2 separate regions of the Mus musculus genome follow, and region 1 is linked to region 2. Evidence: chromatin loops called from intact Hi-C (ENCODE). Cell type or tissue: left cerebral cortex. All regions are shown on one strand. Links, peaks and the distances in the headings refer to the core of each region. The heading gives the core; the rest is flanking DNA. Region 1 overlaps Zfp653 (zinc finger protein 653). Region 2 holds the start of Rab3d (RAB3D, member RAS oncogene family).

Evidence for each region. Hi-C counts contacts between places; a loop is a spot of excess contacts. Peaks named below come from ENCODE experiments on the same cell type or tissue, not always from the same donor. Only the 100,000 strongest peaks of a DNase experiment are listed, where the experiment ranks them.
Region 1: it touches region 2 in a loop (3-fold over the local background); 1 of 42 quality-filtered maps calls a loop at or near these places.

Annotation. Positions count from the first base shown.
Region 1 is chr9:22,055,561-22,067,907 of GRCm38, forward strand. Zfp653 (zinc finger protein 653) reads right to left here. Exons shown (of 9, transcript NM_177318.3): 3 at 10,141-10,356; 4 at 2,244-2,855; 5 at 1,941-2,118; 6 at 1,727-1,838; 7 at 854-968; 8 at 433-532; 9 at 1-333. The coding sequence ends at 156. Among named protein-coding and RNA genes, the nearest start is that of Gm16845, 9.3 kb to the right of the region's middle. In left cerebral cortex, for the core only: no CTCF peak of the experiment used is centred there; DNase peaks (open chromatin) are centred at 5,213 and 6,003; H3K27ac peaks cover 687 bases.
Region 2 is chr9:21,913,499-21,925,845 of GRCm38, forward strand. It overlaps Rab3d (RAB3D, member RAS oncogene family), which reads right to left and starts at 4,685. Exons shown (of 5, transcript NM_001324531.1): 1 at 4,524-4,685; 2 at 2,207-2,445; 3 at 1,365-1,483; 4 at 1,147-1,271. The coding sequence starts at 2,434. It overlaps Tmem205 (transmembrane protein 205), which reads right to left. Exons shown (of 4, transcript NM_178577.5): 4 at 7,511-7,851. The coding sequence ends at 7,546. In left cerebral cortex, for the core only: a CTCF peak has its summit at 5,872 (motif pointing left); DNase peaks (open chromatin) are centred at 3,626, 3,840, 4,274, 4,783 and 1 more place; H3K4me3 peaks cover 1,968 bases; H3K27ac peaks cover 2,241 bases.

The sequences.
Region 1 (12,347 bases), core at 2,894-7,893, 140 kb after region 2:
AGGGTGGGGCACCTGCCCAGGGAAGAGTGGGAATGCCTCCTTCCGGCCTGCGGTTGGGGCAGCCCCTGTGGCTGGCTATCTAGGGCTCTGATCGTCTGGACATAATGTCCAAGAGTACAAATAAATAGAGGCTGAGGTCCATGGGCATGGGCACGTCAGGTAGGTTTGTGGTCCGGGTGGCTTTTGAGCGTGTGGAACTTGACACTGTCCAGCTTCTCGAAGCGCTTCCCGCAGCGATCGCACGTGAAGTTGTACTGCACCTCGGCTGTGTGCTTCTTCATGTGCCAATTGAGCGAAGCACGCTGCCGACACTGGTACCCGCATATCTCGCACCTGCGTAGCAGGAGAGGGGGCCCAAAGGCAGTTCACCGCGGGCTGAGCCTCCCCTGCAACCCGCTCAGGTCACCTCCCTCCCTAGCGCTGGACACTCACTGCAGGGGCGTCTCCCCAGTGTGCGTGCGCCGGTGCACCTCCAGATGGTTCTTCCTCTTGAAAGACTTGCCGCAGGTCTCACAGGTGAACTCGCGGACGCCTGCAGGTGGCAGCGGCCTCAGGACCCCGCCCAGTAGAGGTGGCTACAAGGAGCAAGCTCTCCCCACCCCCACCCGGGCACCAACATCCACTGGAGTGACAGCAGGTAGGAAGAGGGCTTCTGACACAAGGTGTCAACTGCCAAGCTAAAATGAGCTTGCATATGACTCGTGTCGGGACTCAGGACAACTGCACATAAAAACCAGTGCCGGGTATAGGTATAAATGTGGGAGTTCACGGGTACAGCCTAGGCTTCCTGAACGCTGGAATTTACACATGTGCACTACACCTGGCCTATGGGTTCTAGCTGGCAGGGCCTGACCTGAATGGATGATCATGTGGCGTCGCAGGTGGTTGGATAAATAAAACTTCTTGCCACAGCCAGGGTGAGGACACACTTTGGTCTTCCCTTTTCGGTGCACAAGGTTGACGTGGTTCTAGGGGTGAGAGGGGCAGGAGTGGGTGCCATGGGTCCACGGGGGAAGGGGCTGTTAAAGTGGGGAGACATGCAGGTAGCCAGGACATAAGCCATAGCTGGCCTAGACCAGGAAGTGAAAGAGGCATCCTAGTGTCCAGCTTGGACAGGAGTACTGGGGTCAAAAAGCAGTTTTTCCAGTCCTGGCCCAGTTCCAGTTAACCTCGGTAGGCTCCTGCCCAGTACTTGGGAGGAAACCGAGGCTCCAGAGCACAAAGTTGGCTGATGCCTCTCAAGTGCTGGACTGCCCCTGGGAGATTTGAGTCTCTTCTCTCTTTTTTCTTTTTCTTTCTTTAACCCATGAGAACAGCCTAGGTGCTTAAAACATTCTCAGCAAGTTCAAAGGCTTACTGGTGCGGCCTTTTGTGTGAAGTGATGAGGAAACACCACTCTGCCTCTCCCTAGGGTATACTATCCACACTATAGAAGGTGAGCTATGGGGAAAGTTCTAATTATAGAAGAATCTGGCGCTCCCATGGCTAGTGCCTGAGGCCAAGATCAAGAGCGTGACCTGGGAGATGCTGGCCAGATCAGGTTGGCTATACCTATGTCTGCAGACATGGGGTCGAGGAAGTCAGAAGTCAAGCAAGGCCAGCTGTGAAGAAATGGGCTCATGGAGGCAGGCCCTACACCACTGACACCTGGTAGAGCCCTCTACTGCAGCCACATGGCCCAGGCCAGCTGGACCCAACAACAGGCCTGCCTGGGGGGTGGCCTCACCTGGAAGCTGCTGAGAGCCACATACACCTGGCTGCAGCCCTCGTATGGACAGTGGAACATCTCCAGCAGGCCATCAGCATCCATCACACGTGACCGCTTGCTCCGCCGTCTCCTGGAGAGAAGGGGCCTGTGGCATCAGGGTGCCAGTCCCCAGTGGGCTATAACCTGCAGCTGCCCCTTGCCCTTGGTCCCACCCATCCACCCTAGCACCCACTTCTCGGGCTCCTTGGGAATCTCATAGATGATGGCTGACATTTCACTGCTGTCCAATTCTTCTCCATCCACTTCTGCCTCTGCCTCTGCATTCTCAGGCACCGTGGCTGCCAGCTCTGCCAGCTCTGGGGCCACTGAATCCTCTTTCTCCTCCTTGAGCATATACAGGTCCTCCTTCTCTACGGGGTGACACGGGGTGGTGTCTGTGGGGATAAGGCTGTCAAGGAGCTCACTTCGAGGGCTACTCCTTTCCCTCTGCCACCCTTCCCAACCCCTGCCAAAGGCCACAGTGGCACCCCCAGACCTTTCTTGGTCTCAATGCTGGCTATAGAGGTGGTATCCATGGTGCTGTGCTGAGTGCCCTCGGGCTCCGTCTGTGTGTAGGCTGCCACACCCTCCATCATGGCACAGGGCACCTCCTCACCCAGGCTGCTGCTGGGAGTGCCGCCGCCAGCAGCTACATTGAGGCGGATGCCCTCGGCTGTGAGAGCGTCATAGCCAGGACCAGCAATGATGATCACCTGGGAGCCGGGCACCATGCCTGACACCGGGCAGCTGGCCACCACCTCACCCAGTGCCTCCTGGGGCATGTTCTCAAAGAGGGTGCCGGGGCCAGTGCCCACTTGCATGGGAACTGGCACACACACCACCGTCTCCAGGGCCTCAGGCCCGCTGCCTGCAGGGTTTTGGCACAGAGGGGTGCCCTGCTCAGCCAGGCTCTCCACATGGTGGACGTCAAAGGGGATATGAACTCCTTCCTGAGTGATAAGCCCACTGCTGCCCGTGGGGCTGGCAGGGGTGAGAGCTGCAGCAGCAGCTGAGGCTTTGGCTGGCTGGGTCTCAGGAGGCTCCTCCGAGTCAGAGCTGGAGCCCGAGCTGGATGAGTCAGAGCTGCCAGCCACCAGGCCACTGCCCACTGCAGGGAGAAGAAAGGAGACAGTTACTAGCTGGGGAGGTGGCTCAGCTTAAAGTGTTTGTTTATATATACAAGGACCTGGGGTCCACTCCCAGAGCCCATGTGAGAATACCATGCACGGGGACTAGAAAGACTGCTCACTGGTGATGACCCGGGTTCAGTTCCCAGCACTCATATGGTGGCTCAATCTAGTCTGTAACTCTAGTTGAAGGGGATCTGATGACAGCCTTTTCTAGCCTCTATGAGTACTGCACACATGTGATATACTTACGTACAAAGACTAATCACTCATAAAATAAAAACAAATCTTTAAATTTCTGTGTATCAACTAGTGAGATGGCTAAAGGCATTTGCCATGCACGTCTTGCTACCTGAGTTGGTTCCTGGAACCCAGATGTGGTGATCTGAGTGGTAAATGTTCCCATAGGCTGAGGCACTTGAACACTTGGTCCCTAGCTGGTGTCACTGTTTGGAGAAGTTTAAGTCATACAGCCTTGCTGCAGGAAGTATGTCAGTAGGGGCAGGATTTGAGGTTACACAACCTCATTGTCCCTCTCTCTCTCTCTCTCTCTCTTCTTCTCTCTCTCATACATACACATGTACACACACATATACACAAAAAGACACAGAGAAGACAAATACATACATGTACTCACATACATACACACAAATACCCATGTGCATGTACATACACAGAAACACGAAAATGCATGTATACACAATACAGGCATACACATATACATACAGATAAAGTAAAAATAAATCAAGGAACTACTCATTGTGTGACTAATTTACAAAAAAACAACATTTACACTCATGAAATTCTAAGGATTTTAGAAGTTTTTGCAGAGGGGATTGGTTCTTGAATTCCAAGCTGACATCCAAAATCTTTGATCAATTTTGGGGTAAAGAGGTGTCTCAGTGGTTGAGAGCACTGGCTGTTCTTGCAGAGGACCAGAGTGCGGTTCCCAGCACCCACATGGCAGCTCATAATTGGCTATAACTCCAGTTCCAGGGGATCAGAGACATTCTTTTGGCCTTTACAGGATATGTGTATGGTGCACATATGTATGCAGGCAAACACACACACACACACACACACACACACACACACACATATTTAGACAAGGTTTTTCTAGATAGTCGCAGCTTTTCTGAAGTCTCTCCATAGACTAGGTTGACCTCGAACTTGCAGAGATCCACCTGTATCTGCCTGCCAAGTGCAGGGATCAAAGGTGCGCATCACTATGCCCAACCTATGTAATTTTTGTAAATGTAGCATTTGCAAGGCTGTATCCGCAGCTCAGGTGGTAGAGTGCTTGCCGTGCACACGTGAGGTTCTGGGTTCCATCTCCAGTACTGCGTAAACTGGAGTGGTGCTGTTCCTCCAGCACTGTGGTAATGAGACTGGAGGACCAGGAGTTCACAATTATTCTTGGCTATATAATGAGTTCAAGGCCAGCCTGGAATACATGAGAACCTGTCTCAAAAAATAAGCAGGGAAGCTTGGCATGGTGGTACATGGGAGGAGAGGCAGGCAGATCTCTGTGAATTTGAGGCCAGCCTGGTGTACAGAGTGAGTTCCAGGCCAATCAGGGCTACACTGAGATGTGTCTCAGAGTAAGGATCTGAGTTTGATTCCCAGGACCCAGAGTGGAATGTCAATCACCAACACCCATTAAATTGTCCTCTGATATACTGACATCCACAACAGTGCTGCTATGCCACCCACACTCCCCCAACAAATAAATGTAATAAAAATTAAATAAGTTGTAAACCTTCATAGAACTTATATACACTCCCCCATTTGCCTTAAATCACTTATAATGCCTGATACAATACAAATTACTCTTTCAATACTGTATTGTTTCAGAAGCAAATAAACAAAAGCAAACAGAACAAAGTAAGGATTAAGCATCTCAAGAAACCGAAAAGAAGCCAGGCAGTGGTGTCGCACGCCTTTAATCCCAGCACTCCGGAAGCAAGAAGCAGGCAGATTTCTGAGTTCTAGGCCAGCCTGGTCTACAGAGTGCAGGACAGTCAGGGCTACACAGAGAAACCCTGTCTCAAAAAACCAAAAAAAAAAAACCAAAAAGAAAGAAAGAAAGAAAGAAAGAAAGAAAGAGAGAGAGAGAGAGAGAGAGAGAGAGAGAGAGAGAGAAAGAAAGAAAGAAAGAAAGAAAGGAACCAGGAAGAAAAAGGAACCAATAAGAAAAGAGGCCCACACTACACTGTGTGTGGGCCGAGGGTGTGCATGCTGCCTCTCACTCTCACGCCCTCCAGTTCTTGGATGGCTGAATCTGCATGCAGACAGAAGCAGTGCATTTGGAGCCTCTGGGTGCAGAGTACAGGCTGCATCCATTTTGCATGCATATGTTTATGTATCTGCATTTGTATGCACATATGTACAGATACATAAGGAGGTCAGAAACCAACAAGTATTGAGTACTTTCCTCAATAACTCTCTACCTATTTTATTTATTTTTATTTTATTTTTGAATCAGGGTTTCAGTATGTAGTCCTGGCTGGCCCACAACTTACTTTGTAGACAAAGATGGCCTTGAACTCACAGAGATTCACCTGCGTCTGCCTCTCCAGTGCCACATTAAAGATATCTGACATCATGTCTAGTTCCAACTCATTTTTGTAGACAGTCTCTCTTTCAACAGAGCTCACCATTTTGGTGATTAGCCCGGTTGGTCAGTGAGCCTCAGGGATCTCCTGTCTCCATCCTCCCACTGCTGGGGTTACAGGAGCTGTGGGAACTGAAATCATGTTCTCACGCTTGCATAGCAAGCGCCTTACCATCTCAGACATGTCCCTAGCTCCTGAACTGTATCTATTCTTATGACAACATAGACTGTATCAATGTCCTGGTGACTCTATGCTTTCATGAGGAGCTGGGTCTCCCTATTGAGCCTCAAGTTCTTGGTACCACACTTTCTGCTGCCCCTTCTCAGAATCCACTCAGCAACACTGGGATCCTCTTCACAAGACATTCTTCCGACAGAGCCTGTGCAGCTCTGCTCACAGGTGGCCCTGTCTCACAGGGTGGCAGTCCTGTCCTTCCTGTGGCTCAAGCCAACGTCCTAGGGCTTTCCTTGACTTTCTCTCTCACACCCACTTCCAATCTGTCAGCAAAACCTGTTGGGACTGGATCCAAAGTCCATCCACCCACAGCCCAACTGTCTCTTCTCAATCTCTACAGATGCTGGTCAAAGCCTCAGCATTCCTGCAACAGGAGCAGCTTGGTCCCCTAGCTCCTGGGAATCTGCTTATTGCTTCTCACAAGAAACAAGCTGGATATTCTCAAACCCAGCTTTTTCCTGTCCATTCTGCTGTTCAGCCATCTCCCATGCCCTGCAACAAGTAGATACCACCCAGCACTGGTTCCAGCCAATAGAGCAGCAGATACAGTTTCCCTTGGGTCAAGCGTCTACCTCCCTGTCCCTACCATCTAGCCAGGTAGGCCCAGGAGGAAGCTAGAGTCACAGGATGAAAAGTCCCTGAGTCCCCAGGTACTGGGAACAAGTACATTAGGGTTGTCAGGTTTGTGAGAAACAAGAGCTTCATGCAATAGTAACTGTGATGTAGCCAGGGGGACGGCTCTAAGGGTAAATGACAAGCTGAGTCTATCCAGGAAAAACTACATGTTACATGACAGAAGTGACTCCTGGGAGCTGGTGAGATGGCTCAGTGATTAAGAATGCCGACTGTTCTTCCGAAGGTCCTGAGTTCAAATCCCAGCAACCACATGGTGGCTCACAACCGTCTGTAACAAAATCTGATGCCCTCTTCTGGAGTGTCTGAAGACAGCTACTGTGTACTTACATATAAAAAATAAATTAATTAATAAAAAAAAAAAAAGAAGTGACTCCTGCAAATTGTCCTCTGACCTCTACATACATGTTATGCCATGGTCAGCCACATACCTACACTCACACACACAATGTCTTAAAAAGTATAAAACTTCTGAGTATGGAGGTACACACCTTTGATTTTAGCACTCAAGAGGCAGAGGTGGGCAAATCTCTCAGTTCAAGGCTAGCCTGCTCTATAGACCTAGTTCCAGGACAACTAGGGCTACACAGAGAAACTCTGCCTCGAAAAACCAAAACCAAAACACAAAAGTAAAAAAGTCCTAATGTGTGTCACTGTGAGGCCAGGTCTTCTTTAGTAAGTATTCTGAAGGCACTCAGTGTACACCTGCAGCCCATGCTATGTGTCCCAAGTCATCTCCCTGCCTCCTGCCTTCATTTCCTCTCTAGGTCTCTCACTCCAGGGACATTACACAAGTTCTGGCCTCAGGGTCTTTGCACCTGCAACCCCAGCTGCCTGCCAGAACCTTCTCTCTGGCATTGGTTGGGGCTGTCAGGCAGCTTACTCAGTTTCCCAGGGAGGTACCCTGATCACCTGCCTCCAACAGCACCTCTCCTAAAGTATTTGATGCTGTACTGATTATTTTGTTTACTGACTGGGCCAGAGAAGTAGTTAAGAGCATGTACTGCTATTGCAGAAGGTCTGAGTTCAGTCTCAACACCCATGTCAGAAAGCTCACCACCTATACCTCTAGATCCAGGGAATCTGATGCCTCTACACACAGACACACAGACACCCACCTACCCACCCCTCCCATTCCCAGAAGGCCACCAGTAAGCCAAGGGGCCCTGACATGTCAATTAGGCATTTGCTTCTAAAATACTAAAATTCACAAAGAGACTGAGGGAGCCACGAGTGACTGTGACTTTGACTATGCCCACAACACAACTGAAGCATGCTGTCTGGTACCCTGAGTTCTATGGCTCCAGAGCCTGGGCTGGTACTTACTTGCAGTCATGTGCATGGCCTGCCTTCACAGCACCACTCTAGGTCCCAGAATCATTTTGCTATCAGCCTAACTGACACTGGAGCCATTTACTAAGAAGACAGACCTAACGAGTAGATGGGGTTCTGACATTCTGTTTGGTTTTTTTTTTTTTTTGCTTCATGGCTATGGCTTGGCTAAGTGTTCACCAAGGCTCCTGCTTTAAAGACACAGTCCCCGAGATGGCACCATTAGAAGATGGTAGAACCTTTATCAGGCAGGCTGATCCTGAGGTCCCGGGTCACAAGTGTGCCCTGAAGGAAACTGCAGTACCTCTGCCTGCTCTAGCTTTCTATGGTGGAGGCTGTGGCGAGTGGCTCTTTTCTGCAGGCACTTCCTCTGTTGCTATCTATCCCTGAGTACCAGGTTCCAACATCTCCAGAGCCTCTGAAGCCTAGACAAGCCTTTTTCTTCCTAAGTTGACGGTCTCAGGCACTCATTATAGTGACAGGTGACTCACATAGGCATGGAGACACCACCTGATTCAGGGCCACAGAATGGTTACGAAGAGGAACAGGCCTTCCCGACACCTATAACTTCTCAGTTCCTAGCAACTTCCTGAAGGATATGTGATCACAATGGGCCTGGGGGGTGCCAGTCTGAAACCTCAGCTACTCAAAAGACTGAGGCCGAAAGATAGCTAGTTCAAAGCCAGCATGGACAACTTGGTGCCCCATATCCAGCTTCCAAATAGCTCAAAGGTAGACAGCTTGCCTAGCAGGGTAAAGCTTTTGGTCCCAGGCACCAACCAAGAAAACATCTGTGTGCTTCTGGATTTCCTTCACGGCTCCAGTAGAAGGTTCTCGGGCTGACTCTGGCATTACCACCCCAGATGTAGGGAGAGGTGCTTGGGGAAGAGGCCAGGATAGGAGCAAAGACATTTCCTTACTCCTGCCTGGGCAGACATGGCTAATGGATCACAGGGCTCATTCCCCAAAGCCCAATTATGGAGATCAGTATTGGTCTGGGGTGACACCATCGCAGCCTAGGAAGGTACAAGATAGACAAGTCTCAATCTTCCTGGGCTTCCTCAAGAGCTGTATGGCAGGACAGATGACAGAGTTATGAGGAGGAGTCAGATGGCCCGGGACAGGGCCTCCAGTAGGACATACTGAGGAGTGGCAGGCCGAGGAGGGCAGGGTGCTAACCAAAAGCACAGGACACCTTCCCTCTGGAGACTGGCCGAGGCCCAGCAGGGTGGCTGTGGGTGTGGACCCATCAGGAGTATTTCTCACCCCAGCTTCTCCTCAGCCAGCTGGGATGCCACCTGCTTGGTGATGCCTGCCAGCACAGACTAGCTCCACCCTCAAGCTGCCATAGCACTTGGCAACTGGCCCTCCCTATAGGCCTTGTCAGCCATGCCAGGTCCTGAGGTAGCATCCTCACTGCCCACACCAGGATGTACTTGGGCCTTCCTGGGAGTCCCTCTCAGCCTCTGTGGGCAGCTAGCCTAGTGTGACTTGTGTGGAACTGAGGGAGGGAGGGATGAAAAGTGTGACAGACTCAAGAGGCAGGGGGTAGTAGCGGAGAAAAAGGGACCACAGTGAGAAACAGAAGATCAAGGACAGGAAAGAAGCCTGAGTTCAGCCCAGGCCTGTAATCCTAGTTGCTTAGGATGCTGAGGCAGGAGGATTTCAAGTTCAAACTTGAGGTTCACTTGAGCTAGAGAGTTAACAGCCAGTGTGGGTGACTCAGTGAGACCATAGCTCAAAAGTAAAAAGGCTGAAGGGGCTAGAGAGCCTGCTCAGAGGTTAAGAACATTGACTGCTCTTCCAGAGGACCAGAGTTCAGTTCCCAGCAACCACATGGTGGCTCACAACCATCTGTAATGGGATCTGAGGCCCTCTTCTGGCGTGTCTGAAGATAGCTACAGTGTACTTATGTATAATAAAGAAATAAATCTTAAAAAACAAACAAACAAACACCCACAAAACAGGGCTGAGTGTGGTGGTGCACACCTTACCTCCAGCGCTCAGGAGGCAGAGACAGGCAGACTAGTGTAAGTCTCAAGTCAGCATGTCTAAAATACCAAATCAGGCCAGCCAGAGCTATATAATGGGACCCTGTCCCCAAAGCAAATGGAAAACAAACAAACACCACAAAACCACAAAGCATAAACTCTTACAAGGAAGCCAGTGAGTAACCCAGCTGATGAGAATGGAGGGGAGCAAGATGAGAAAGGGTGGGAAAGAGAGTGAGCAGGAGAGAGCTGAAAGGCCGGAGGGAACTTAAAAAGGTTGCTAGTACACACGAGGACAAAATTCTGCTCAACTTGGCAGGGACTTAGGCTGCAAGTCCTGAAAAGGGCTTGTCCAAGCTACTGTCCTAAAGCCACCAGTGCCACAGTCCTGCCTGACCCACAAGGGAAGTGTGCAGAGGCCCCTGTGCCTGCTACGCAGTGCCCTTGCCCTGCAGACCCACCTTTGTCACTGTCAGGCTCTGAGTCACTGAGGGGCTTGAGCGGGGAGTGTAGATCCTGGAAGTAGCGGTGTCCAGCCTCGCACTGCCACACAGCCGTTGTGTAAAGGCCAAAGGTTGGGTCAAGCTCAGCCAGGTGTGGCTCATACGGGCAGCGGTGTTTGTGGTCCTCATACCAGATGACCACGTTCTTCAGGCAGTTCACATTGCGCCGCCGCCCTGTGGACACAGGGCCCCAGGCAGATGTGAGGACAAGTGCTCCACTCCCCCTGGGGCCAACAATTCCCAGTTTGAGACAGCCTCTTGAATCCCACTCTCATTTTGCAGAGAGGAAACTGAGGTTTGGGGAGGTAACACAGCCTAGAGATAACTAGGACCTGGAGATAGCCAGAAACTGTCTTTGGCTGAGAGAAGTCATACAGTAGTGGAGCCTGGCACAGGCGAGGGCACAAAAATTGTTGGCTGTGTTTCTTTCTTTTTTCTAATAGGACCTTATTATGTAGCTGAAGATAGCTTTTGAACTCACAGAGATCTGCCTACTTTGTCTCACCGGTGCTGGGAGTAAAGTGTACCACGCTCAGCCTTTAGCTGTTTCTCTGGGATTGAAGACATGCACCACCACACTGAGCTGTTTCTAAATAAAAATCTTCATCCTGCCACCACTGGGCAGTGGTGCACTCGCCTTTAATTCCAGCACTCGAAAGGCAGAGGCAGGCAGATCTCTGTGAGTTTGAGGCCAGCCTGGTCTATAGAGCTAGTTCCAGGACAGCCTAGACTACACAGAGAAACCCTGTCTCAAAAAACAAGAAACAAAGAAAAAACAACCCCAAACCAAACCAAAATCTTCATCCCACACAATCCTGGAAGGTCTTCCTGGTGCCTTCCCACTGCCATCTACAGCCACCAGGGGGTGCCAGGAGAGCAGGGCATATCCTTTCTCAGCTTTTCAAGGGGGATGGAGAGAAAGGAGCAAGTGCCATGGTGGCTAGCAAGGCCATATGGCACCGCCAGGTCCCATGCCCTCCCTTCTACCTCCTTCTAGCCACACGGCCTCCTAGCTATCATTCAAACATGCTAGATATGACCCTGCCCCGGCCTTTGCACAGGTTCCTTGTCAGTGCCTTCATTTAGAAACCTCCCCCATGGACACTCTTCTCAGCAGGCACCCTTACCAGTGTCCGGCTAGTCAACTCTGGTTTGTTTATAACAGCACAAAGAGGCTGCCTGTGGCACCCACTTAGATGCCTCTTGTCTGTCTTCTCCAGTAGAGTATCTGCCCCACAGGGGCAGAAACATAGATCAGCTTTGCTTCCTTGGGGCAAGAGCTTCCAGACAGGGTAAGGAACTGGAGGGTGGGCATGGCAGAACCAGATGCCTGCATTTAGATCCTGGCTTTGCCACAATCTGGCTAGGCAACTCCTGGCCAGGGGCAAACCCAAATTCTGCATCTGCCAGGGAGCAGGAGGGAGCAAAGAAGCCAGGAAGGCCCTGAGGAAGGCTGAAGCCTATGATAGTAAGATGATGTTGGGACTGTCCTCCACCTGTAGGACTGGAAGGGAGAGAGAGCCAAAAGAAGCACCTGGGCTGCGGGAGTGAGCCCAGGGTCTCCACTCTAGTGAGACTCATGTCAGCGACATGGACCTCCACAGATGCTCCACTGCCAGCTCGGCACTCCCTAGCCCCCTGGGGCTACAGAGGGAAACCTACAGCTCACTTGTGTGCCGACACTGGGAAGGGGAATGTTTAGGCATGCCTGTGACCCTGACACAGGGCCATTTTAAGTTTTGAGGCCAGCCTTGGTTACACAGCAAAACCAGCCAGAAAAAACAAGCAGGCAGTCAAGACGGCTGAGTGAGTGAGTAAGGGTGCTTGCTCTCAAGCCTGGCCCACCCAGCTTAGGTACTCAGAACCCACGTGGTAGAAAGCAAAGACCAACCCCCGCAAGTTGTTCTCTGATTCCCACACCTGTGATGTACACACACAAAAAAGGATAAATGCATGTAAAAACAATTTTTAAGATGGGGAGCTGGAGAGCTCCTACTTACTATGCACAAAGCCCTGGGTTCCATCGCTAGCACCACGTGAGATGCAGGTGGTACACACCTGTCAGCCAAGTATCGTGGGATACAGGCAGCCTCTGCCATAGGATGAGTTTGAGGCTAATGCATCAAAAAAGAGGCAGAGCAGGGCTCACTGCCACCAGGTGGTTC
Region 2 (12,347 bases), core at 2,955-7,954:
GAGAATGTTTCATTATGTATCCCGAGGTGAAGGTTACCTGCAATTTGGTTGCAAGTTCCTGAAGCATTTAGGTATAATTTAGGTGAGAGCCACTACACGTGGATCTTCACAGGGAATCTTACAACAAATCGATATCCTGCATGAAGGGGAAGCCTGCAGTTCCAGCAATCTGGGAGGTTAAGACAGAGGGGTCAGGAGTTCACAGTTCAGTGTGGCTAGTGAGACTGTCCAAACAAACAAACAATGACAAGCCTAGGTTGGTGGTGTTGCTCAGTGGTAGGGTGTCTGTTTAATGTGAAGGCAGCCCCGGGTTCAGCTCCCCAGACCAAACCAAACCAAACTAACCCAACCAACCAACCAACCAACCAAACAAACAAACAAACAAACAAAAAACCAGAATCACTTCACTCCAGTTCCAGAATGCATAGAAGATAGGTAGTAGATGCTGGGCATGTAAGTACAAGCCTTTAATCCCAGCATTTGGGAGGCAGAGGCAAGTGGGTCCCTTGTGATGTTGAGGCTAGCCTTGCCTACATAACTGAGTTCCATGCCAATATAAAACAGTGAGACCCTGTCTCAAAACAACAACAAAAACAAAAACTATGGCATGTTAATATCTGTTATAGAAGTTAAAAAGAAAAATAAGAGGTCTCCAAGGTCAAACAGCTAGGTTCCCAGGAAGGGGTATATATCCCCCAAAACACAGCTTATATATGGGTATGTCTATGGGCTATCTTGGAGTATGTGTTTGGTGTATGTGCACATCTGTGTGCAGGTATATGAGTCTCTACTGGAGGCACACTCCATTGAGACAGGGTCTCTCACTGTACCTAAAGCTACCAGGGCAGCCAGCAAGTACCAGTGATTCTCATCCCAGTCCTCCACAGTGCAGGGGTTACAGGCATGGAGGTGTGCGTGTGCATGTGTGTGCTCGAGAGTGTGTGTGTGTTTTATGCTGGTGCTGGGGACTCTAAACCAGAGCCTCATGTTTGTACAACAGAAGCATTCTTACTCCCTTACTCACTAAGCCATCTCCCTAGCCCCAACACATTGGTATCCCTCTGCCCCGAGATCCTCATGTAACCACTGTGGGACTGGGATTCAAGGGTGAAGACAGGGTATGGAGCTAGGAGGTTGGGCACTAACCAAGATCATCGGCGAGCCTCCGGCCATCCTCAGCAGGTACGACCCGTTCGTCTTCCAGGTCACACTTGTTCCCCACGAGGATTACCTGGGCATTGTCCCAGGAATAGGTTTTGATCTGCGTAGCCCTGGAGAGTTGTAGACATTGAGAGTGAGGTTAGGATCGGGAGGGGGAGAATGAAAGCCCACGCGTGGCATGTCAGTGGTTGGCCAGTGCTTACCAGTCCTGCACCGCGGTGAAGGACTCCTGGTTGGCGATGTCATACATGAGCAGGAAACCCATAGCTCCGCGATAGTAGGCCGTGGTGATTGTCCGGTAGCGCTCCTGGCCTGCTGTGTCCTGGGCAAACAGCAGTCAGTCAGCTAGGTAGGGGCCACCTGCTCCCCACCTGACTCTGCGGGACCCTGAAAGGGACACAGGTCTACTCTTGCGGCCCAATCTGATAGGAGAAGAGTGGTGTTCCCTTCACAGGCCTAGTGTGACAGAGAGGTATGGCCCTGCCCTCACAGTCCAATCTGATTGGAGGAATACTGGTGTTCCCTCATGGCCCAGTCTGATGCGCATTGCCGGCCGTGTAGCACCAGCCCCCGTGTCCCATCTTGAAAACTCAGTTCTGACTCAGCTCTTCCCTGGACGGACTCCACTGTGCAGGGCTGTCCCTCATCTATGAGCTTCCTAACCTGGTTTCCGAGAACCCATGTAACAGTCACAAAGAAGAGCCATCTGGGCCTCGGGCCATCATCTTGATCTGCTTCTGGTCCCTTTGTCACCGTAATGATATCAACAACCGGACTAGGGACAGGATGTAGCACTGAGCCTGGCAGCCCCATGGGAGTCAAGATGGTTCCCAAATGATACCTCACTAGTCACTGATACTTCCAAGAAGTACCTTCTGTCCACCTTGTGCCTCCCCAGGATGCTCTGGGGAGGTATGCTCCCACACCCTGGTGGACTTCCCTCAGGGATAAAAGACGCCTCCCGGCCCCAAGCTGTTCTGTGTGTGTGTGTGCTGGGGTTTTCTACTGACTGCCCTCCCACTCCCCACATGACTACTCAGCCCACCCAAATCTGCAGCTTGATCCTCTTGTCATGTCGGTAGACCGTCTTGACCTTGAAGTCGATGCCCACTGTGCTCACGAAGGCAGGGGTGAAGGAGTCATCGGCATAGCGGAACAGGAAGGATGTCTTGCCCACGCTGCTGTTCCCGATCAAGAGCAGTTTGAACATGTAGTCAAAGTTCTGGTCAGCAGCGTCTCTTGGGCTGGCAGGGGGCTCACTAGCGGATGCCATCTCAGTGGGATCTGCTTGGAGGGGAGACCAGAAATCCTGATGTCAAAGAGGGGACTCCTGTAAGAGGGCAGCTTCCGTAAGGGTGAGTCTATGGGTCCATTGGTTTCAAGAATCACATCTTCCGACACGTGGATCTGGGATCAAACGCAGGTCATCAGGCTGGGCAGCAAGTGCCTTTTCCTGCAAAGCCATCCCCTAGCCCTAGTTTTAAAGTTTTATTTATTTTTATTTATTTATTGAGACAAGGTCTCACTCTGGAGTAAGACTAAGGCTGCATATGTGACTGGTGTATGGGGTTGACAGGGACGTGGCTCCACCTCGGGGCTGTAGTTAGAGGCAGCTGTAAACTGCCTGACCTGGGCTCTGAGAATCTAAGTCAGGTTGTCTGAAAGAACTGCTCTTAGCAGCTGAGCCATCTCTCTACTCCTTCTCATTTTTTCCACTTTTATTCTTTAAGGAAAGATCTCAGGTAGCTCAGGCTGACCTCAAACTCCCCATGTGGTGGATCCCTGCCTCTGGAGCTGTGGATTACAGGTGTGCACCACTGTGCCCTTCTTAATGATCCTTGTGGTATTCATCAACAAACTTCTGCTGAGTCTCTGCACCAGGCATGGGTCTCTGAAGAGACACAGCTGTGCATAAGAAAGAAACACCACAGTGAGAGGGCTGTGGTTGCTATTTAATCTTTACACAAAGGTGAGGCTGAGGGCTGGGGAGTAGAGCACTCACCTGCGTTTTCAGCCCCAGCACCCAGCAAACCAGGTGTGATGTGCACACCTGTAATTTCAGCACTACAGAGTGGAAACAGAGTACCAGGCGTTCAAAGCCATCCTGCGTTACATTGGAAGTTCCTTACCAAACTGGGGTGGGTTATATGAGAACTTGTCTCAGAAAGAAAGGAAGGGAGGAAGGAAGGAAGGAAGGAAAAAAGAAAGAGAGAGGGACAGAGAGAGAGAAAGAGAAAAAGGAAAGAAATATGGAACCTTTATAGTGGAAGGTTCAGATCTTCTCCCTTCAGGTGCAGGACCAGGTAACAGGTGAAAACTCAGGGCCAGTTGGGGCTGGGGGGCCGTGGTGGTGAGGAAGTTGCACGGGCTGCAAGCTGGACTTTGCCCAGTGCAAGCAGCTGGTATGGCCAGGTGTGTAGGTGTGTGTGTGACTGCCAGCTAGACAGAGCCCCTTCCATCAAGGCTTGGATGTTGAATTTAGCTGGTGCTTGCCTCTGGGGTGCTGTCCTGTCCTCTCCAAATCCACTGTAACCCTTTCCCTGTCTCCCAGGGTGAGGGTAATTTCTATATATATAACATAAGGTTTAAAGGCCCAGTTAGGCTCCCAAGTGGGTATCTACCATTTTATTTGTCAAAGGGGCCGGGCCTGGCTCCCTCTTGGCCAAAGCTGACTCACCCCAGCCATGGTCCACAAAGACAGGACTGAAAGTCATCAAATCCAAGAGAATTATCCTAGCCACTTAATGACTGCAAAACCCACCACCCCATATCCTCCTGTTTATATCTTCCCACACTCCAGCATTCTGTTTTATCCAAATCTAGGGTGTTCTTCCAAGCTCTCCCCCACCCCCGCCCCCACTTTGCTTTCTCCAGCTGTCTAGCTTAGAGCTGCTCTCCGAAGCCCAAGCAAAAGTATTTCTCAATGGCCTTCGGTGTTTTCTGTTTCTCTACTCCGTGCATTTCTAAGGAGAACGCAGCCAACCCCACCCTGTGTTCCGGGAGAACGGGTTTGAGGCGTCCGTCGGGCAGGGCCTCCAGGCTGGCCCCCGCCCCACCACGGCTTCTCTTCTGGGCCATCTAGGGGTCCCCTAGCCCTCAAGGTTGGCACCCGAACAGTCACTGCACTGCGTGCACCAGCAAGTGCCTCCCCCATCACCATATGGCGCCGTCGCTCGGCCCCAAGCTGGGCTTCTCGCCCACCCCGCCACCGTTCGCAGAGCTTGCCGGGTGCGGGGAACCCAGAAGAGCCAGCAGCACTGACAGGGGGTGCGGGACCCAGGCTCGCGCGGACCCCAGTTCAACCCTGTCATAGTGCACGCGCGTATCAGCGGGTTGGCAGGTGCACTCGCTCCTGGGCTCACCTCGGGTCCCGCCTTGCACACCAGGATCCGCCCACGAAGTTGCTACGGCCCCGCACAGGGCTGCGACCCTCGCCCCACAGCTGCCGGCGCTGCCAACACTGACACCCGGATCCCGCGCCGGCTCCGCCCAGGCGGAGGGGGCGAGGCCGCAGAAGACTAGGCGAGGTGAGCGGGTGGGGCCTAGAAGGGGCGGGGCGCCTTGAGAGTTGGCGCCCGGCGGTGGGCGTGGTCTTACGGGTGTGGGCGCCGCCAACGGAGCCAGGAGATGGGCGTGGCCTGTCGGAGGCTTGGACGCCACAAAAGTCCTAGCTGAGTGGGCGAGCCTTGCAGGCGGAGGTGGGGTCTGGCAGGGGCGGGGCCACCTCAAGAGGCGTCAGAGGTGGGCAGGGAGTTGAGAGGATGGGACCTGGTAGTATGGTAGGAGAGGGGTGGTAGGGATCTGGGAGTGCAAGTCTGTGGTCCTGAGCTAGAGCCCAGAGGAGCGGGAAGAGGCATTAAGTCCCATCAGAGCCTCTCTTTCCTAACTAGAGGTAGAAAACATTTTCTATGCATTCTGTGTTAACAGGAAAACCTCAGCAGCTGAGTTCTATTCCCATCTCCCCTTTCTAGGACTGTGACTCCTGACATATTTAACCTCTCTCAACCTCAATGTTTCCCTCTGTCGAGTGGTTCATAACAAGATTAGTGTAACCATAGTTTTATTCCTTTTACTTTTGGGGGCTGGAGAGATGTCTCAGCGGTTAAAATCACTTGTTCTTGTTGAGGATATGAGTTTGAGTCTCAGGACTCACATGGTGTCTAATAACTCCAGTTCCAGGAGACCTGACCCTTCTTACTTCATCAAACTGCAAGAGCCCACGTGGTGCAGACAAAACACTCATGTAAAATAAAATTTAAAATTCTAAAAATTAAAATTTTTTTGTTTGTTTTCCAGGCTTGCCTCAAACTCCTTAAGTACCAAGAGTAAATGTGAACTGATTCCCCTGGCTCCACCTCCCAAGGTCTGGGATTGAAGGTGTACAAAGCCATGCTGCTTTACACGGTGCTAGGGATGGAGCCCAAGGCTTCTTATATAGAGAGTGGTTACTCTATCTCCCCAGTGCTGGCCTGAATCCTAGGCATAATCCCCGTTCCACGTGGGAGGAGTCTGGCTCTAAAGGGTGCTAGATTCTTCTGTTCAACATGCCTAAGGGCTCTTGGAGTTAAAACATGTTTTAGAAATAAGGAAACTGGGGCTGGAGAGATGGCTCAGCAGTTAAGAGCACTGACTGTTCTTCCAGAGGTCCTGAGTTCAAATCTCAGGAACCACATGGTGGCTCACAACCATCTGTGATGGGATCTGATGCCCTCTTCTGGTGTGCCTGAAGACAGCTACAGTGTATTCATATATATAAATAAGGAAACTGAGGATCAAAGAAAAGTAGATATTTGCCAGAGTCCACACAGCAAGATTTCGAATTCAGTTGCTACTAAGCCTGATATGAGGGTTTCAGGGACCAACAGAGTAGAAGGAGAACCAATTCCCACAAGTTGTCCTCTGATCTCCACATGCAATAAACAAAAGAATAAATAAATGTAAAAAATCAAACAGAGCCGGGTGTGGTGGCACATGCCTTTAATCCTGGCACTGGGGAGGAAGAGGCAAAGGCAGGTGGATTTCTGAGTTCGAAGCCAGCCTGGTCTACAAAGTGAGTTCCAGGACAGCCAGGGCTACACAGAGAAACCCTGTCTCAAAAAAAAAAAAAAAAAAAAAAAAAAAATCAGACTTTTAGGTATGGTAGCTAACATTTGTAATTCCAGAATTTGGGAGGTAGAGGAAGACAGAAATCAGGAGTTCAAGGTCATACTCAGGTATGTAGTAACTTCAAGTTCAGCCTGAACTCAGAAGAGACTCCATCTCCAAAGTTATCTGCATGTGTGTCTAAACAGGTGAAATGGTGTATTTCTGTCATCCTAGTACTAGGAAGCTGAGACACGAGGACTGCCATGAATTTGAGGCTAGCTGGGTCACATAGTAAGTTTTAAATCAGATTGGCTACATAGTAATAAGAGCCTGTCTCAAAAATATAGAGACTGATATAGTAGCTCCTATCTGTAATTTTAGTACATGAGAGGTGGAGGCAGGAAAATTCTCAAGTTTCAGGCCAACTTGGGCCACAGGATTCCAAGTCAGCCTGAGCTAGAGACCCTGCCTCAAAGCACATACACACAGACCATTATCACACACACCATTACCACACAGAAACTTGAACGTCACTGCTCACTCAGATGCCTAAGGGAACAAGAGCTGCCTCCAAAGATTTAACATGAATTGTGCCGGAGAGTATTAGCTAGGAAGAGCTGAGTTATTCCTAGAAACAAGCAGTCCCCAAAGACTTCAGGATATCACTCACCCAGGTTCACAGCTCGGAATGGATGCTAGGGGCTAAGGAAAGATGTTCTAGCCTGTCTTGTAAACGCTTTTAAAAAAAGATTTATTTATTTTATTTATATGAGTACACTGTCACTGCTTTCAGACACACCAGAAGAGGGCATCAGATCCCATTACAGATGGTTGTGAGCCACCATGTGGTTTCTGGGAATTGAATTCAAGTCCTCTGGAAGAGCAGTCAGTGCTCTTAACCACTGAGCCATCTCTCCAGCCAGTAAACACTTCTGCTCACATCTCATCAGCCAAAGAAAGTCATAATGTCACTTCCAGTGTCGGCAGAATCGGAAATATGATTATGCCTGGGAGGTGGGAACCTGCTGTTGCTGCAGTAACACACAGGAAGGGCAGTGGGTAGAGCTGAGCCAGGTATACAGAAGTTACACAATATATGGTCACTGTTAGAGGAGACATGCTGGAACTTCAATAGCTCACACTCCAATGTGTCATGTCACCAGGTATGGGCAATCTGAGGCTCTGAGTGCTACACATGTGTATACACACACACACACACACACCCCTGGCTTTTCCTGAGGTGAAAAAAATGACCATGGCCATCTCCAAAGAAGCATTTATTGACACACAGGGTCTGTGTTAGAGGCTCCTGAGTCCCAGGGCAAGGCCCACAAGGCAGAGCCCATTGCTCAGCAGGCACCCCAGGTTGCAGAGGGAAGACAGGCCATGGTAGTGGTAGAACTTCCGGCGTAGAGCACTGTACTTGGGGTCCTTGTCCCGCAGCTGGCGGTAGGGATCAGGGCCCTGGAAGTTGCCTGGCACCTCTGTCCCCAGGCCCCGCTCTTTCTCTATGCTCTGCAGGGCCCGCATGACAGCCGTGGTGCGAGCCTCAAGCCAGCGAGCATTGATGGTGGCCAGTGTGAGGCTCAGAAGCAGCAGGGAAAGCTGGGGAGAGTGACAGAGTGACAGGGAGGTGAGGTAAGGGTGGCTGGGAAGTTTAGGGACCTGCATCCTCACGGGCCAGAGAGGTCCCTGAAAACAGCAGCCCTTAGGAAAGACTCTATCTACGGCCTTTTCTCGTCTTCTCTCCCACTGCTCCCTGAGCACAGAAACCTCTTCTCCAAAGCAAAAGCTTTTTTTTTTTTTCGTACGGAGAACTGACTGATCCTGGGGCCTCAGTCAAAGTGTGAGTGTCTACTATTGAGCCACAGACCTCTTTCCTCCTGTGCAGATGTGGTATGTGTACTTGTTCATATGCGTGCAACATGTGCTCGCAGGTGCATGTGATCATAGGTGTGCAGCACGTGCTCGCAAGTGCAGGTGATCATAAGTGTGCAACACGTGCTTGCAGGTGCAGGTGATCATAGGTGTGCAACACGTGCTCGCAGGTGCATGTTACCATAGGTGTACAACATGTGCTCGCAGGTGCAGGTGATCATAAGTGTGCAACACGTGCTTGCAGGTGATCATAGGTGTGTAACACGTGCTCGCAGGTGCAGGTGATCATAAGTGTGCAACACGTGCTTGAAGGTGATCATAGGTGTGTAACACGTGCTCGCAGGTGCATGTGACCATAGGTGTACAAAACGTGCTCGCAGGTGCATGTGATCATAAGTGTGCAACACGTGCTTGCAGGTGCAGGTGATTATAGGTGTGCAACACGTGCTCGCAGGTGCAGGTGACCATATGTGTGCAACACGTGCTCGCAGGTGCATGTGATCATAGGTGTGCAACACGTGCTCGCAGGTGCATGTGATCATAGGTGTGTAACACGTGCTCGCAGGTACATGTGATCATAGGTATGCAACACGTGCTCGCAGGTGCATGTGATCATAGGTGTGTAACACGTGCTCGCAGGTACATGAGATCATAGGTGTGCAACACGTGCTCGCAGGTGCATGTGATCATAGGTGTGCAACACGTGCTCGCAGGTACATGTGATCATAGGTGTGCAACACGTGCTCGCAGGTGCATGTGATCATAGGTGTGCAACACGTGCTCGCAGGTACATGTGATCATAGGTATGCAACACGTGCTCGCAGGTGCATGTGATCATAGGTGTGTAACACGTGCTCGCAGGTACATGTGATCATAGGTGTGCAACACGTGCTCGCAGGTGCATGTGATCATAGGTGTGCAACACGTGCTCGCAGGTACATGTGATCATAGGTGTGCAACACGTGCTTGCAGGTGCATGTGATCATAGGTGTATAACACGTGCTCGCAGGTACATGTGATCATAGGTGTGCAACACGTGCTCGCAGGTGCATGTGATCATAGGTGTGTAATACATACTCGCAGGTGCATGTGTCTGTGTTTTTGTGGAGGGCAGAAGTTACCCTTTGGGCTTCCCACTATTTTCTTCTTTTCTGTTTTTTAATTTACTGAATTTACTTATTTGTGTGTGTGTGTGTGTGTGTGTGTGTGTGTATGCCATAGTATGTATGTGCAGCCTGGACCACAGCTTGAGGGAGTCACTTCTCTTCTTCCACTGTGCAGACCCTCCCAGAGCCAACGCAGACGGTCACCAGGCTAGGCAGCTTGCTAAACCCGTCCACCTTAGTTTTTGAGATGGTGTCTCTCATTAATCCTGGAACCACCTCACGAAGCTAGGCTGACTGGCTGGCCAAGGAGCTTCAGGGATCTGCCTGTCTCCACCCTTGACTCCCATCTCCTCCCATGATGTGTACCACCTCTGTATTTGGTGTCTGAATGGATGCTGAGGACTCGAACCTGGGTCTCATGTTTGCACAGCAAGCACTCTTCTGTCCAAGTCACGGCCCAGCCTCTGCTCTTTTCAGTTTGAGTCAAGGTCTCACTGAGTTGCCTGGGCTGGAGTGGACCTCGCTCTATAGCCAAAGCTGACCTGAAACTTGCAATCCTCCTGCTTAGGCCTCCCAAATAGCTGGGATGATGGGCTTACCCATCTTCTCTCCCCAAAATTAAGACAGACGGCACTAACTGTTCTTTGATTCTCCCTGCCCAAAATCACACAGCCTAATACAGGACCCATCTCTTCTGTGCTTCCATTTCAGACCCAAGGAACTGACACTGGACCAACAGGAAATGATTAAACACCTGGGGGAATACCAGTTACCCATAATCCTCTCTGATCTCTAGAAGATTATTCTTTTGGAGGGAGCAGGTTGAGACAAGTTCTCAGTAGCTCAGGTTGGTTTCAAACTCCTTATGTAAGTGACCCTGGCCTTGAACTCCTGACCTCCACCTCTCAAGAGGGTATACAGGTATCTCCACTACATCAGCCTTGGTCTTTGTATTTAAATTTTTACTTTTAGTTAATTGGTTTTTTTTTTTTTTTGCTTTTGTTTGTTTTGCTTTGTTTTGAGACAAGGTCTCTCTTTGCAGCCCTGGCTGTCCTGGAACTCTCTATGTAGACCAGGCTAGCTTTGAACTCAGAGAAATTCTCCTGTCTCTGACTCCAGAACGCTAGAACTAAAGGTAAGGACCTGGCTTGTTTTTGTTGTTGTTTGATACAGGGTCTTACTACATAGTCCAGGCTGACCTGGAACTTTGGCAATCTCCCTGGCACAGGCTCCCTCCTCCTGGGTTGACAATGTGCATATGTACACCACCACATTGGATTGATGGGGTTACCCTTGAAACACAGTAAGGGCTCACCCGCCCACATCTCAAAACTTCAAGAGCAGAGGGAGAGAGGGTGGGGAAAGCCGAGCTGCAGGGATTGGTTCTTACGCTGTGGCTGAGGAATGTGTAGACAGGCCTGGGGAAACCTAGAGTCCCAGTCCGTCTAGTTTCTCAACAATGAACTGAGGTCAGGGCCTCGGCTCAGCTGAGTCACTCCAGTTTGGCAGGAGGCCCAGCTTTTGGGCAGAGAGGAAACAGGAGCTAGTGGAGAAGATAAGGCTGGACAGAGAGGGCTGCCGGGAGAAGCTAGGATGTGTGCAGCATGTGTGCACCATTCAAGGGTGCCCAGTGATCACTTCTGTCTTCAATAGGAAAAAGAGGCCTTTCTTTGCCCCTTTCCAAACAATGTTACTTGAACTGATGGCGGTGGCACACACCGATAGGCAGAAGCAGGAGAATCACAAGTTTGAGTCTAGCCTGGGCTACACCTTTGGGGATGCAGAGTGGCTCATCAGTTAAGAGAGCATACAGCTTGCAGAGACTGCGTCCAGTTCCCAGCACTCACTCTGAGCAGCTCACAGCTGTCTGTAATGACAATTCTAGGAGGATTTGTCACCTCTGACCTTTAAGGGTACCCACACACATATGCCCATACCTACCTAAAGACATAAATGAAAATAACCAAAGCCCAGTGGCGGTGGTGCACACCTTTGACCCCAGCACTTGGGAGACAGAGGCAGGTGGATCACTGAGTGACAGGTAGGGAAACATAAAGAAACTCTGTTATCAAAAACAAAAACAAAACAATAAAAATAAATCTTAAAAAAAAAAATCACAGGTGATGGGAGCTAATTTGGTAGGGTACCTGTCTGGCATACACAAAGCCTTGGGTTTGACTCCCAACATTTCATAAAACTATGTGTAGTAGAACATGTCTGTGATTTCAGGAGGCAGGAGGATCAGAAGTTCAAACTCACTTCCACATACCGGGTTCAAGACCCTGTCTCAAAAAAATAAAGACACTACTGTCTGTGTAAGTAAAAAAATAAAAACAAACCTCATATCCTTGTAGATTGTAAACCTAGCATGTGCAAGGCTCTAGGTATCCCCAGCACTGTGAAAACTGCATCAGATAAAGGGCTGGGGAGGTCCAGTCAGTAAAGGGTTTGCCATGTGGGCATGAGACCTGAGTTCAATCAGCCAACACCCAAGTTAAAAAGCCAGGCATGGAGGCTCATGCCAACCGTCTCAGTGATGAACAGACAGAGCTAGGAGGATCCCTGGGGATTCCCAGCCAGCGTGTCTGACTAAATCAGCGAGAGCTTCAGGTTCAATGGGAGACCTTTTCTCAAAAAAAAGAAATAAGCTAGGTGGGGTGGCACAGGCCTTTAATCCCAGCATTTGGAACACAGAAGCAGATGGATCTCTGTGAGATTGAGGCCAGCCTGGGCTACAGAGTGAGTTCCAGGACAGCCAGGGCTCTGTAGAAAGACCCTGTCTCAGAAGAACAAAAATAAATAAATAAATAAATAAATAAGCCAGATGGTGGCAGCACATACATTTACTCCCAGCACTCAGGAGGCAGAGGCAGGCTGATCTCTGAGTTCATGGCCATTCTGGTCTACAGAATGCAAACCTAGCATGTGCAAGGCTCTAGGTATCCCAGCACTGTGAAAACTGCATCAGATAAAGGGCTGGGGAGTAAATTCTAGGATAGCCAAGGTAACACGGAGAAAGCCTGTCTTAAAAGTGTGTGTGTGTATATCTATATCTATATATGAGAATGTTAGAGGGAGACACCTATCATCAATCCCTGGTCTTTCTTTCTTTTTTTT